Linked DNA regions of Homo sapiens: region 1 is linked to region 2. The links are chromatin contacts, found by Hi-C or POLR2A ChIA-PET in ENCODE. All regions are on one chromosome and are shown on one strand. The core of a region is the stretch at or near the end of the contact, and the rest is flanking DNA. Distances in the headings are between cores, read along the strand shown. Region 1 holds the start of HNRNPL (heterogeneous nuclear ribonucleoprotein L). Region 2 holds the start of SERTAD3 (SERTA domain containing 3).

Region 1 (6,288 bases), core at 1,313-3,812, 1.6 Mb after region 2:
GCGGAGCCCGAACACCGCGGCTCCAAGGTCTTCCCGCTCCTTTCTCGCCTGGTTTCCTCCATTCCCCCGCGGGGCGACCCTCGGTCTCCTGCCGTGTCCCCGCTCCCGCGCCCCCTGCCCCCAATTTTTCTTCCCCCCACGGGGCTGAAAAAAGGTCGTGGTCCCTTTAAGGCCCGCCCCTCCCTCTCCCAAAACTTCCCAGTGTCTGCTCTTTTCGATCCGGGACGGCCGGTCAGGCTCGCCGCCGAGCTGGTAGGGGCTGGGGGCGAGGGGTGCGGGAAGGTGACCGGGGCACTGGCGGGCGGCGCCGCGCGCGGCCGGGGGCCAGGGTCCGAGCAGCGGGGTGGGGGCGGGGCGGTGGCCGGGAGCGCGGGGGGTGCGGGTCACCAGGCCGGGCCGGCGGCCTGGAACGTGCGGCGCCGGGGAGACCGTTCCGCCGTGCTCCGGCCGTGCGCGCCGGCGCGAGGGGCGTCCGGGCCGGCCGCGGGGGCGGGGAGGGGAGGGGCCCTCTCTCTCCCCCTCCCCCCACCGCATTCCTCTGACGTTGGGACGGAGCGACCCCGCCCTTCGTCGCGACCGGCCCGGCCTCCTCCCGTCACGCGGGCCACGTGCTTCAGACGCGGCCCCGCCCCCGTCTCTGTTCCGTTGGCGTGGTCGGATCTTCCTGGTGTCCGGGGGAGCTGACCGAGGTCCCCAGCAAGGCCCCCTCCCCTAACTTTATTTCCCCTCACCGGCAGAGCCACCAGGCCTGTCCCCTCTTGTATTGCCATAAACCCCATTTTTTCTGATAGGGTCTCGCTCCGTCGCCCACGCTGGAGTGCAGGGGCGCGATCACGGCTCACTGCAACCTCGAAATCCGGGGCTCAAGCGAGCCTTCCGCCTTGGCCTCCCCAAGTGCTGGGATTACAGGTGTGAGCCACCACACACGGCCTCCATTTCAAACTTAGTTTCCACCCGGACCTCAACTCGAAATCCCCCATCAGCCGGGCAGAAAGGTCCTGGAGCACTTTTGGGGCGTCCGCCGCGTTTCTCACGACGCTAGCTTCGCTTTTATTTCTTTTCCCCCCTTTGGCGATATCGTCACTTGCCAATAGCTTCGCTAAGGTGTTCCCCCCCACACCCTGCGCGGGCAGCCCCATAATGTTAAATGCCGTAGGACGGGATCCCGGGTTAATCCCCGTTTGACCCCGCTGCCTGCGCGTGATAACTGGGGCGCGCTCCTCTCCACCCCCCAGGCTCCGCCAGTTGGGCTTCGCCGGAGTCTGGAGATACCCTCCGACATTCTCTTGGTGCAGTGCGGGTGGTCTTACCCCGCCCTTGAGGAAGAAAGGCCCGACGCAGGCACAGATCACAAGAACGCCTCCCCTGTGCAGGGGGCTTGCACTGTGCCAGGTGCTGTACTGGGCGCTTGGTAGGTGGCCACCCTCTCCAGGGTCGGGGCCAGGACCTCCTGTGGTGCTCAGAGGGGTCGAGCTGTCAGGTGAAAACCACTGGCCCGAGTTATGGCTTTGAAGGGAATCCTGGGGGTCTGGGATGGCAGGGACCTGTTAATTTAGATCGCACGGACAAGATGACTTGGCCCTTAGCTCCTGCAGGAGGGGTAGTGGACTATTGCAGGTGGAAGGGACTGCATGGGCACACATGGAGAGTGCGCGGAAGAGCCTTCTCCCAAGGGAAACTGAAAGGGGTTGCGGCTGAATTTAGAACTGGACAGGGTCCGAAGACAGTCGGCAGCAGCGAGTGGTTTTCTACTGAGGAAAAGGCTCAGATTTGGGATTTTAACAATTCCTCCTAGAGGTAGAAATGAACACGGTATAGTGATGGCGACAGAGATACCCTGGGAGTTCCTGTCAATCTTGGTCTAGCCTTCCGGCGCACACACAGCGGTCGCTCCATAAGGGGGCCCCGCCTCTGGGCGGTGCCTGAAAGCGTATTTGCGCATGCGTTCTCGCCTTCGCTCGTTTCGTATACTGCACCAAAGAGCGCCTACCCTGGGGCGGGGCTCCCCATTTCATCCAATCAGAGCGTATCAACAGTCCTACCATCTGGTGAGAGGGTGCGCTCCACTCTCCATTGACCAATCAGTGGAGACGCAGAAGAATGGGCATCTGTAACCACCACTGGAGAGAGACCAAAAAAGGGCGGGGCTTCCTTGTCTCCTTGCGAAGTGGCGCGGGAAGGTCGTCATTGTGACTGGTGCTGACGGATTAGCGAGGAGACCAATGAAAGTGGGAGGGAGGCGGAGATTCTTGGGAGGTTTAGAGCGCCGTTCCTATCAGGTGCTTTTAGGGAGGCCAGCAGCGCCAGAAATCCGACCTATCAAATTGGATTTTATTTTAAGGCGGCGGGGTCGACGGAAAGACTGGCAGAAAGCGACCACCTATAAGGAGTGTCTCAGACAAACAAGGGCGGGCCCTCCTGCAGAACGGCGTGGGCAATGTCCAATAAGCGCGCAAGGCGTGTGGCGGCCTACCCTCCCCCCGCGGCGGGACCAGTGGCTCCCCCTATCGGGTGGGGGCGGCGGGTGACGGGCGTGTCCCTCCCCCAATGAGAGGCGGGGGGAGGCGGGTTCTGCGCCGCCATGTCGCGGAGGCTGCTGCCCCGGGCGGAGAAGCGGCGTCGGCGGCTGGAGCAGAGGCAGCAGCCGGACGAGCAGCGGAGGCGGTCGGGAGCGATGGTGAAGATGGCGGCGGCGGGCGGCGGAGGCGGCGGTGGCCGCTACTACGGCGGCGGCAGTGAGGGCGGCCGGGCCCCTAAGCGGCTCAAGACTGACAACGCCGGCGACCAGCACGGAGGCGGCGGCGGTGGCGGTGGAGGAGCCGGGGCGGCGGGCGGCGGCGGCGGTGGGGTGAGGCCAGGGCCCTAGGCGCTGGGAAGGCCGGGAACTGGGGGACAATTTCCCAGCTTGAGGGCATTTTATTTTTTGAGGGGGGCCTCTGCGCACGCGCCCAGGCCATCGCGTCGTTGACGGTGTGGGGGAGGGGCGGCCGTTGGGCAAACGGCGGGGTTTGCGCGAGGACAGGCGCCTGCGCGTGCGCGGGGTCCGGAGCGGGGTGTGGGGGAGCGCAGAGGAAGTAGCTCGTGAGGCGAATGGCCCAGTGCGCAGGCGCCGCGGGCTGGCGTGTGGGGGCCGGGCACGCGGCCCGGCCGGTTTTTTTCCCCTTTATCATTTTCTTCGCTGGCTCCATGCGCAGGCGCAGTGTTCCCGCCCGGCCTCGTGGGCGGTTAGGGGAGCGCCTGGTGAGCGGGAACGGGTGGGCGGCGGCCTTGTTCTCTAGAGTGGGGAATTCCGTCTGATGGCAGCTTAATCTCTAAGGCCCAGCCTTGTGTCTATACAGAAATGGATGTGTTTGAGCCTAGATGCTCTCATTTTTGTAGGCATTGAAAATGGGAAGAGGACTTGTGAAATGCACTTTTAGCCTTTTAGGAGTTGAGCGAAGCCTTGAAACCATCACAAGTTTGCTTACAGTTTCCGGGGATTCACTGGGTACCGAGGATTTGATAAACCAAACTATTTCCTGGCCATGTTGGAAGCATTTCGACCCCCTGTAATCAGTCCCTCCGAAAACACCAGTCGTTGCTTTTGGAGTGGGGCCCAGTCCCCACTCTTTCCAAAATCTTGAAGTCTTACAGGGCCGCCTATTTGCAGGGTTTTCCAGGGTTTAGGGGTTACGAGTTGCTAGCGTTTTAATCTTGGCCTTGTCCCACACATTTTAAAGACATCTTAATTGAAAATCCTTAACGCTTCCTGAGGTTGGGGGAGATACTGGGATTCCCGATTTACAAAGGAGGAAATGGGCCAGGAGAGAGATGAGATGAGGTGAATTACTGTAGGTGGCACAGCTAGTGAGGGGCAGGGCTGGAGTTAGAACTCCCATTTGTGGGAGCTGCTAACCTGGCGGGAGTGCCTCACCCTGTGGTTCGCGTGGATCGCTCCTGAAATAGAATCCAATTCTACCCACCTTCCACGCACTTCTGCCCAGTGATTCTCAGACAGGGGGCCGGCCCCAGAGCCCAGGAGAGGCGGAAGAGAGTTAATCTTTCTCCTGATGACCAGAGGCTTTTGTCGGTGGGTGTAAGATACTTCTCTTAGGAAGGAGCAGTCGGTTCTTAATGGTATGGGTTGGAGTCTCTGGTCTTTCTAAAAGACTTTCCATCCGGGAGTGGGGGCTCATGCCTATAATCCCAGCACTTTGGGAGGCTGAGGCAGGCAGATTACCTGAGGTCAGGAGTTCGAGAACAGCCTGGTCAACATGGCAAAACTCCGTCTCTACTAAAAATACAAAAAAATTAGCCAGGTGTGGTGGCGAGGGCCTGTAATTCCAGCTACTCGGGAGGCTGAGGCAGGAGAATCGCTTGAACCTGGGAGGCGGAGGTTGCAGTGGACTAAGATCACGCCATAGCACTCCAGCCTGGGTGACAGAGTGAGACTCCATCTCAAAAAATAAATAAAAGACTTTTCTTGTCTGGTTTTTCTTAGTCTGACCTAGGCAGTAATTTCCAAAGCAGATTTTGGTGGGAGGGCGATTCAAGACTAGAAGGGGTCAAGACTGGCCTGGCTGCCCCAGTTTCTGGGGCATGTGTTGTTTTTTGCCCTGACTGAACCTGGGTGTGAGTGGTGGGGAACAGGTGTGCTTAGCTAGATGATGGTGGCTCAGCCAGTTAAAGGGCAAGGAATTTGGGGCACATGCAAAGGGGATGTCCTCATTCAAACTGTAGCAGATAGCTGTTAGAGCCCTTGCTGCCAGTGTATCTCCTTTTCCAGCTACTCTTTTCCCATGTTTCCTTGGTCGAGTGGACCAGTGGGAAGAGAGGGGGGTCCCTGGAAGAACGTAAGATTTGGGACTTGTGTGGCCCTCCCTCCGTTATACCTTCCTCAGAAGCTACAGCAAGAGCCAGTGGGCAAGTGATCACCCACTCAGGACCACTGTTCTGCTGACCCAGAATCCTTCTGGGCTGATTGGCTTCAATTGCTGCCCCTAGTCTTTCCTGTGCATCCTTCACGGATGACCTCCAACTGTTTTATCTGACTGGGTCTACAACAGTACAGAGGCCAGTGGGGCGTCATCTTGTACAGCAAGAAAATAATTCTTGTTTTTGCTTCCTTTCTCAGGAGAACTACGATGACCCGCACAAAACCCCTGCCTCCCCAGTTGTCCACATCAGGGGCCTGATTGACGGTGTGGTGGAAGCAGACCTTGTGGAGGCCTTGCAGGAGTTTGGACCCATCAGGTACTGGGCTCAGAGGCCAGGTGTTGGGCTTCCAAAGTTGACTCCTGGGTGTCCTTGTGTGTCCACGATTTCTGGTTGGAAATAGTGATTTTGTTGCCATCCTGGTCTAGATTCTGTGGCCGCTCTGCTTTTGGGTTGGCCATTGTACTTTGTGTCAGATTACAGCAAGTTCCATGACCCTTTTTCCTTCCTTCGTTTTTCCTCTGCCTTGTAGTTTCTAGTCAGTGTTCTCTTTTTCAGACAGAGCAAGGTCTCGCTTTGTGGCCCAGGCTGGAGTGTAGTGGTGCAGTCTCACCCAGGCTCAGGCAGTCCTTCTGCCTCGGCCTGCTGAGTAGCTGGGACTATAGGCATGCGCCACCATGCCCGGCTAATTTTTACATATATATATTTTTTGTTTGTTTGTTTGTTTTGAGACAGTCTCTTGCTCTGTCGCCCAGGCTGGAGTGCAGTGACAATCTCAGCTCACTGCAAGCTTTGTCTCGTGGGTTCACGCCATTCTCCTGCCTCAGCCTCCCGAGTAGCTGGGACCACAGGCGCTGGCCACCCCACCCGGCTAATTTTTTGTATTTTTAGTAGAGATGGGGTTTCGCTGTGTTAGCCAGGATGGTCTCAATCTCCTGACCTCGTGATCTGCCCGCCTCGGCCTCCCAAAGTGCTAGGATTACAGGCGTGAGCCACTGCGCCCGGCCTAATTTTTATATTGTTCTGTAGAGGTGAGGTTTTGCCATGTTGGCCAGGCTGGTCTCAAACTCCTAGGCCCAAGCAGTCTGCCCACCTAGCCCTCCCAAGTTTTAGGGTTACAGGCATGAGCTACTACTGCTCCTGGCCAGTGTTCTTTCATTCAGCAAGTAGTTACTGAATATTTGGTGCATGCTATATACTGCAAATACAGTAGTGAGCTGTATCTGGATGCTTCTCTTAGAAAGTTGCCCTCCTAGAGTGATTTGCACTGTCATAGTGTAAGCTCAAGAAGCCGTCTGTGGGTGGCATCTGACAGTCTGGTGAGGAGAGGTCAGGAAGGCTTCCCAGAGGGACATGATGGCTCAGCTAGACCTC
Region 2 (6,707 bases), core at 704-3,203:
TCCTTTTTTGGAACCTACTGTCCCTTTCTTTTTTTCCCAGGGACACCTTCCCTAGGCCTGGGTGAGCTAAGACACTTCTCTCTCCCTACCTCCAACCCACACCACCCACCTACCTATTCCCCTCCCATTTATCCTGCAAACATCAGGATGACTTGGTTGACAAACTCCAACCGGCAAGAACTGGTCTGAGGAGGCTTAAACCTCCCTTCCCAGAGGTGGCCTGGAGAAAACTGCCTCCTCCCCTTAGGGAAACTCGTTGTAGGGGCGGAGCATTACGGGTGTGGGCTTTCAGGACACTAGCAGTGTCTTCTTTCTGCCTTATTTTTCTGTCACATTCCTGAGCATTTAGCAAACTTTCACTGGGACCTGCTACGTGTCCAGCCCTGTGCTAGGTGATCCTGCAGACCAAGAGGTGGTTGACAGAGATATCCTTGGTACCTGCCCTCGGCGGGGCGTTCCTCAGTCCATATAGTAACTGACAGTCCAGGACTGGGATGGCGGCACAGGAGGCCATGGAATCCTAGAATGGATCCTAACCCAACCTGGACTGCCAGGGAGGGCTTCGGAGAGGAGGAAACCTTTGAAATGTGTTCTGAGAAGCAGCCTGGGAATTGAGGGTATATTTTGAGGATGAGGAAACAAGTTTAAATATCCAGAGGCGAGAAGATTGCTTGAGGCCAGGAGTTCAAAACCAACCTGGGCAACACAAGAAAACCCCCCTCCCCCCTCCCCCATCTCTCTGTCACCCAGGCTGGAGTGCAGTGGCACGATCTCGCCTTCACTGCAACCTCAACCTCCCAGGTTCAAGCGATTCTCCTGCCTCAGCCTCCCAAGTGGCTGAGATTACAAGCGTGCGCCACCACGCCCAGCTAATTTTTGTATTTTTAGTAGAGACGGGGTTTCACCATTGTTGGCCAGGCTGGTCTCAAACTCCTGACCTCAAGTGATCTGCCCGCCTCCGCCTCCCAAAGTGCTGGGATTACAGGCGTGCGCCACTGCGCCCGGCAAAAAATAATATTAATAATAAAGATCCAGAGGCCTTTTATTGTCATGTTTGCGAACTTATTATGTACCTGGCATTGTTGTAGACACTGGGGTAAAGCAGGGAAGAAAACAAACAGAGAAAATCCTTTCGTTTTCCTGATGGGGTGAATGGGAGCTTGAAGCCATTTTAGAAAAACTGGAAGTGACTCAATGGGGCAGGATCGGAGAGAACCAGGAGAACGCATCAAGCAAGGTCGTGAGGGGCTTTGTGGCAAAAGGAAGGAGTTTGAAGTTTGTATTCGGGGTGGGTAGGAAGCCATGAACAGTAGCAGAGGAGTCATCTTGATGGAGCGGGGAAGGAAAGAGGGTGTCAGAAGACCCAGGTGGGACCACCAGAGGACGTGCTGAGAAAACCTGAGGATTAAGAAGGGGCCGCGCGGTAACGTATAGGGGGCGGGAGGGGCAGCAAGGGGGCGAGGCTACGATCGCCTAGGCAACGCGGGCCGCGCCACTCTATTGGCTGGTCTTCCGCTACGTCATCCCCCGCGCCCCAGCGTCCTCCCTCGGAACCCCGGGGGCGCGGCCTCCTCCGGTTGCTCGGCCCCGCCCGCCTGCACAGCGACTTGGGGAGGGGCATGCCAGCCCCTCTGGCTCCACGGTGGAGTCCAGGCCTACCATAAAGGAACCGCAGGGAGCAATGGTGACGATCTTGGAGCGAGGACTGTAGCTGAGTGGAAGGAAGCGGTTCTGTTGGACCGGCCGCCCTCCACCCCGGAGTCGCTGCCCCGCCCCCTGCCAGTTGCACTTCTTTAAATGGCCCGGGGCGCTAGGGAGGGGTGGGCGGATCCGGCGTCTCGGGGCACGGGCGGATGGCTCCGCCCAGCCAATCGACGCCCCGCGGCGGGCGGGACTCCAGCCAATCGCGGCTCGCGGCTCGGCTCCGGGGCGGGGCTGGTGGGCCAGAGGCCAGACGGAGAGGCCCCGCCGAGGTGAGCGAGGCTCCAACCGGTCACTGGTGGGTCCTGGCACTGGCGGGTCGCAACGCTGTGGGCGTTCCAGGAGGTGGTCGTGGCGAACCTGGCAGCTGCGGTGAGGAGTGGTCGCCTGGCTTGGGAATTTACCTTAGGCTGGGGGAGAGAGAAGCGCGCCCCGGGGACTTGCGGAGGCGGGGTCTGGGTGGGACCGGGGGAGGGGGCCTCAGATTCAGGGTGATGATAGGGAGGGTCTGGGGACCTGAGACTGAGTTCAAGACCCAGGAGGGGAGGCGAGGTTGTTGGGGCAGTATTTTCAAGTGGAGGGAGTTTGAAGCTGGGACGTTGGGCTTTTGGAGAAGCGAGAGAACAGAGGGGAGGAACTTTTGAGACAGGGAACCTGGAGATTCGATTCCACTTGGGTCTTCCGGACGGGTTGAATTCGGGGCTTTATCGTGTTCTGGAAAAGGTGTGAGAGGTACGGAGCTGAGATTCTGAGTATTTGGAGAAGCGAGAGAACTAGGGTCAAGGATTCTTGGGACTCCAAGACGCACTGGCGGGGGAAGGAGGTTGCCGGGAAGAGTTCAATGTTCGGGTCTTGGAGCCGGACAGCGAGTTTGGAGGTGAAGTCCAGGGGCGTTTGAAAGTCAGGAGACTAGGAGAAGTGGGAGGAAGTATCAGAATTAGGATACGTAGTCTCCCGAACTAGATCGGAGCATTGTCGTCTTTGAGCGATGTGTTCGGATCTGGGTCTCTGGATCCAAGGGCAGTTTGGAAGGAGAATCGCGGACTTTCAAGGAACAGAGGGACCGGGAGAAAGCAAATTTAGAGCCGGAGTCTGGGGTGGGGGAGGGGTGTTCCGGGCCTGGAGCTCAGACTCGCGGCCCCGGAGGCAATGGAGGGCGGGGCTCGGCAGGCGCCGGCAGCTGGACGTCCAGGTTCCCTTCCCCCACCCGCCTGTGCCCCTGTGCGCATGCCCTGAGGGAGAGCGGGGTGAGGGGGGTGGCTCGTCCCCTGGACGGGCGGAGCCCTCTGGGGATTGTAGTGCGTGCTCGACGTCAATTCGTGTACCTGGCGGCTGTTGGCCCCCGTTTCCCAGAAGCCCCTGGGCCAAATTGGGGCGTTCCTGGATGCTCTGTAAGGACCCATGGGGGGGCGGGGCCTTACAGTGTCGCGGTCTGATTGAGTGGGACCTCCGAGGGGGCGGGGCTTGGTCTGAGCTGAGTTCTAGCAAGTTTTCCTATGGGGCGCGCTTTGGGGGAATCTGAAAGCGTGGGCAGAGGGAATGAGACAGGCCCCTTTCCTACTCTTGGGAGCGCTCCCAGTCGGTTAAGGAAGAGGACATAGAAATATCCCGACTGTTGAAGAAGAATCTCAACATAGGTTCCCCAACAGGGCTCCAGGAGATTTCGAATATAGTAGGCACTCAGTAAATCTGTTGAGCGAATAACTGGCAATTAACTCTTGATCGAGGCCGGGTGTGGTGGTAATCCCAGCTACTCAGGAAGCTGAGGCGGGAGGATCGCTTGAGCCCAGGACTTCGAGACTGCAGTGAGCTGTGATAGCGCTGCTGCACTCAGCCCTGGGCGACAGAGCGAGACCCTGTCTCTAACAAAAAACAAACACAACTCTTGTTCATTAAGCACTTCCGGTGTGGTGGGCCCTATAGATACGTGGCATCTCCTTGACAGAGGTGGTGAGAAGTATTTTTTTACAGTCCCTATTTTACAGATGAGGAAACTGAGGCCCTGAGAATTGACTCATTCAGATCACTTCCCATGATCACGCAGCTGAGCAGTTTCCAATACAGAATTCAGATTTGGGGTTCCCTACTTCCAATCCAGGTCTCTGTGCTCCACACTTGTCTTTCGTGCTCCATGTTTGAAGAAATTAATATTGTGGAAGAACAGTTTTAAGGCTTAGAGGAACTTGAGTTAGGATCCGTACTTGGCAGATGAGGAAATTGATTCTCATGGATGTAAATTCACTGTTTGAGGCCACAACAGGCAAGTAAGTGAGATTTAAATCTAGCTGTACGTAACGCCAGATCTTATTTTCTTAATCGTATATGTACTCACCTTCTTAAACTTGTAGGATTCAGACAGCCTTCATTTTATACATCAGTAAACTGAGATTCCGATGATTAAAAATCACTAACAACTCAATAGGCCTGAGAAAGTGGGATATGAGCCAGCACTACGGTGTCTGGTGTCTGACCTTCCCCTATGCGCCTCTTCTCTCTACAGGGCATCATGGTGGGAGGCTTGAAGAGGAAACACTCTGATTTGGAAGAGGAGGAGGAGAGGTGGGAGTGGAGTCCAGCAGGCCTTCAGAGCTACCAGCAAGCCCTGCTCCGCATCTCCCTAGACAAAGTCCAGCGCAGCCTGGGCCCCCGAGCACCCAGCCTCCGCAGGCATGTCCTCATCCATAACACCCTCCAACAGCTGCAGGCTGCACTTCGCCTGGCTCCCGCCCCTGCCCTGCCCCCCGAGCCCCTCTTCCTGGGCGAGGAGGATTTCTCCCTGTCAGCCACCATTGGCTCTATCCTCAGGGAGCTGGACACCTCCATGGATGGGACTGAGCCCCCTCAGAATCCAGTGACTCCCCTTGGCCTCCAGAATGAAGTGCCACCCCAGCCTGATCCAGTCTTCTTAGAAGCTCTGAGCTCCCGGTACTTGGGGGACTCTGGCCTGGATGACTTCTTTCTGGACATTGACACATCTGCGGTAGAAAAGGAGCCTGCACGGGCCCCACCAGAGCCTCCTCACAACCTCTTCTGTGCCCCAGGTTCTTGGGAGTGGAATGAACTGGATCACATCATGGAAATCATTCTGGGGTCCTAAAACTGTGATAGAGGGGATCGATCCTTCCTCATGTCATCTTCGGTGGCCTGGATCCCTGAATGCAACTCTGGGTGTGTGTTTTTGTGGGGGCTCGAAGCAGTGACTATGGCCTCCTTTGTTCCCATTTCAGGGTTCCACAAACTGTCTTGCATGTGTGTGTGTGTCTGGTTACCCCGACCTTCTGTGAAGGTGGGTCTTCCTGAATTAATTTATCTATTCCAAATGCCTTAACGAGACTCTGTTTCTGGGAGTCTGATTTTCCACTTACACATTTCTTCCACCTTTCCTGCTAGTTCCCACTCCCCTGTGACCACTGGGGCCTCAGGGAAGATAAAGAAAGCTGGGCCTGTCGAAGGATGACAGGGATGTGCTGCCAGGTTGCTATAGAAACCCAGGCTCTGCCTCTTGCACCTTGAGGGGGTGGGAGGGGCTGGTGTCCTCCCTCCAGGCTGAACCCCACTTCCTCGGCAGGACCCCAGTCTCAGCAGCCTCCTGATTTCATAACCAGGCCGGACCACGTGCAATAGGGTGGAAACCAAACTGCTCCATGCCGGGTTATTTAAAAGAAAGGCAGAGTTTGTGGTGGCTTTTTTTTTTTTTTTTGGATTGTTTGTAATTTTTTTAAATAAAAGTATTTTGGAAGGAGGGATGTTGTCTAATGTTTCTAAACTTCACTGGGTCAGTGGGAGGGACCTGGTAAGTTCCTAAACATCAGCACCACTTCCGTGCCATAGCTGGGGTAGGTGTATCATTGTACATGACATTTATTGAGTGCTTGTTGGCTGAGTGCTCTAGCTCCCACTTGGAATCCTAGCACTTTGGGAGGATCTGCTTGAGGCCAGCCTGGGAAATGTGGCGAAACACTGCCTCTACAAAAAATACAAAAAGGAGCTAGGCATGGCGGCCTGTAGTCCCAGTTACTGGGGAGGCTGAGTTGGGAGGATCACCTGAGCCTGGGAGGTTGAGGCTGCAGTAAGCCATGGTCACACCACTGCACTCCAGCCTCAGAAAAAAATTAGTGCTTGTTAAGAGCACTGTTCTAGCCACTTTATTTGAATTAAGTCTGTTAATCCTCATATAGAAGTAAGTACTGTTACCACTTTTTATACAGGAGGAACCAGAAGTTTAGAGAGGACAAGTCACTTAATTCAGAGCCACACAGCTAGGAAGAACAAGGACCAGGGAGCTAGGCTGAAATGGCCTCCAGAGCCTTGTCCTTCACTATTATAAATGTTGCTTCTTAGACTAACCAGCCACGTGGGTGGGCACAGGAGGGAGAAACTGAGTCACACGGAGTATGTGTCACTGAATGTGCTGCTGAGCCCAGAGGGGCAAGAAAATGCCCAAAGACCCCCAGTACTAAAAGACCTCTTTAGGAGAGTTGGCTAGGAAGCAGAGCCCAGATTAGATTTATAGTGCTAATGCTTTTTTTTTTTTTTTTTTTTTGAGACGGAGTCTCACTCTGTCACCCAGGCTGGAGTGCAATGACAGGATTTTGGCTCACTGCAACCTCCACTCCCGGGTTCAGGCAATTCTCCTGCCTCAGCCTCCCGAATAGCAGTGACTACAGGTGCTTGCCACCACGCCCAGCTAATTTTTGTATTTTTTTTAAAATAGAGACAGTTTCACCATGTTGGCCAGGCTTGTCTCCAACTCCTAACCTCAAGTGACCCGCCTGCCTCAGCCTCCCAAAGTGCTGGGATTACAGGCATGAGCCACTGTGCCTGACCTGTGCTGATGCTTTATTTCGGAGGTACGAGCCCAGGCTGCTGAGATACAGGAGAGGAGAAGGAGGTGAAGGAAGTGAAGGAAGAGGTAATGTGATACCTGTACAGGCTATGCCTTTACAATGGTCTTTGAAGAGATGAAGCAAGTGAGCTACACAGCATTAGGGACTTTTCTGGAAGGG

Evidence for each region. A loop is a pair of places that touch in the nucleus more often than their neighbours do. ChIA-PET counts read pairs that join two places held with the same protein, here RNA polymerase II (POLR2A). Pooled maps may share reads with other maps.
Region 1: a loop to region 2 is called in a map of CD4-positive, alpha-beta memory T cell, with 13 times the contacts of the local background. The contact joins the promoter of HNRNPL here to the promoter of SERTAD3 in region 2. A Hi-C loop is called at or near these places in 1 of 168 maps with a recorded cell type or tissue (CD4-positive, alpha-beta memory T cell), 3 of 37 single-sample maps with no recorded cell type and 10 of 50 pooled maps. POLR2A ChIA-PET finds 5 or more read pairs at or near these places in 1 of 52 experiments (activated B cell).

The regions. Positions count from the first base shown.
Region 1 is chr19:38,846,260-38,852,547 of GRCh38, reverse strand. It overlaps HNRNPL (heterogeneous nuclear ribonucleoprotein L), which reads left to right and starts at 2,562. Exons shown (of 13, transcript NM_001533.3): 1 at 2,562-2,848; 2 at 5,114-5,232. The coding sequence starts at 2,582. RefSeq lists enhancers at 1,785-1,854, 2,185-2,274, 2,425-3,362, 3,435-3,524, 3,363-4,301 and 1 more and silencers at 325-704, 2,425-2,684, 2,695-3,234.
Region 2 is chr19:40,439,581-40,446,287 of GRCh38, reverse strand. It overlaps SERTAD3 (SERTA domain containing 3), which reads left to right and starts at 1,953. Exons shown (of 2, transcript NM_203344.3): 1 at 1,953-2,073; 2 at 4,202-5,444. The coding sequence starts at 4,208. The coding sequence ends at 4,798. SERTAD3-AS1 (SERTAD3 antisense RNA 1) reads right to left here and starts at 1,771. Exons shown (of 2, transcript NR_187496.1): 1 at 1,660-1,771; 2 at 1,025-1,398. RefSeq lists silencers at 1,422-1,641, 1,702-2,021, 2,202-2,261, 2,727-3,106.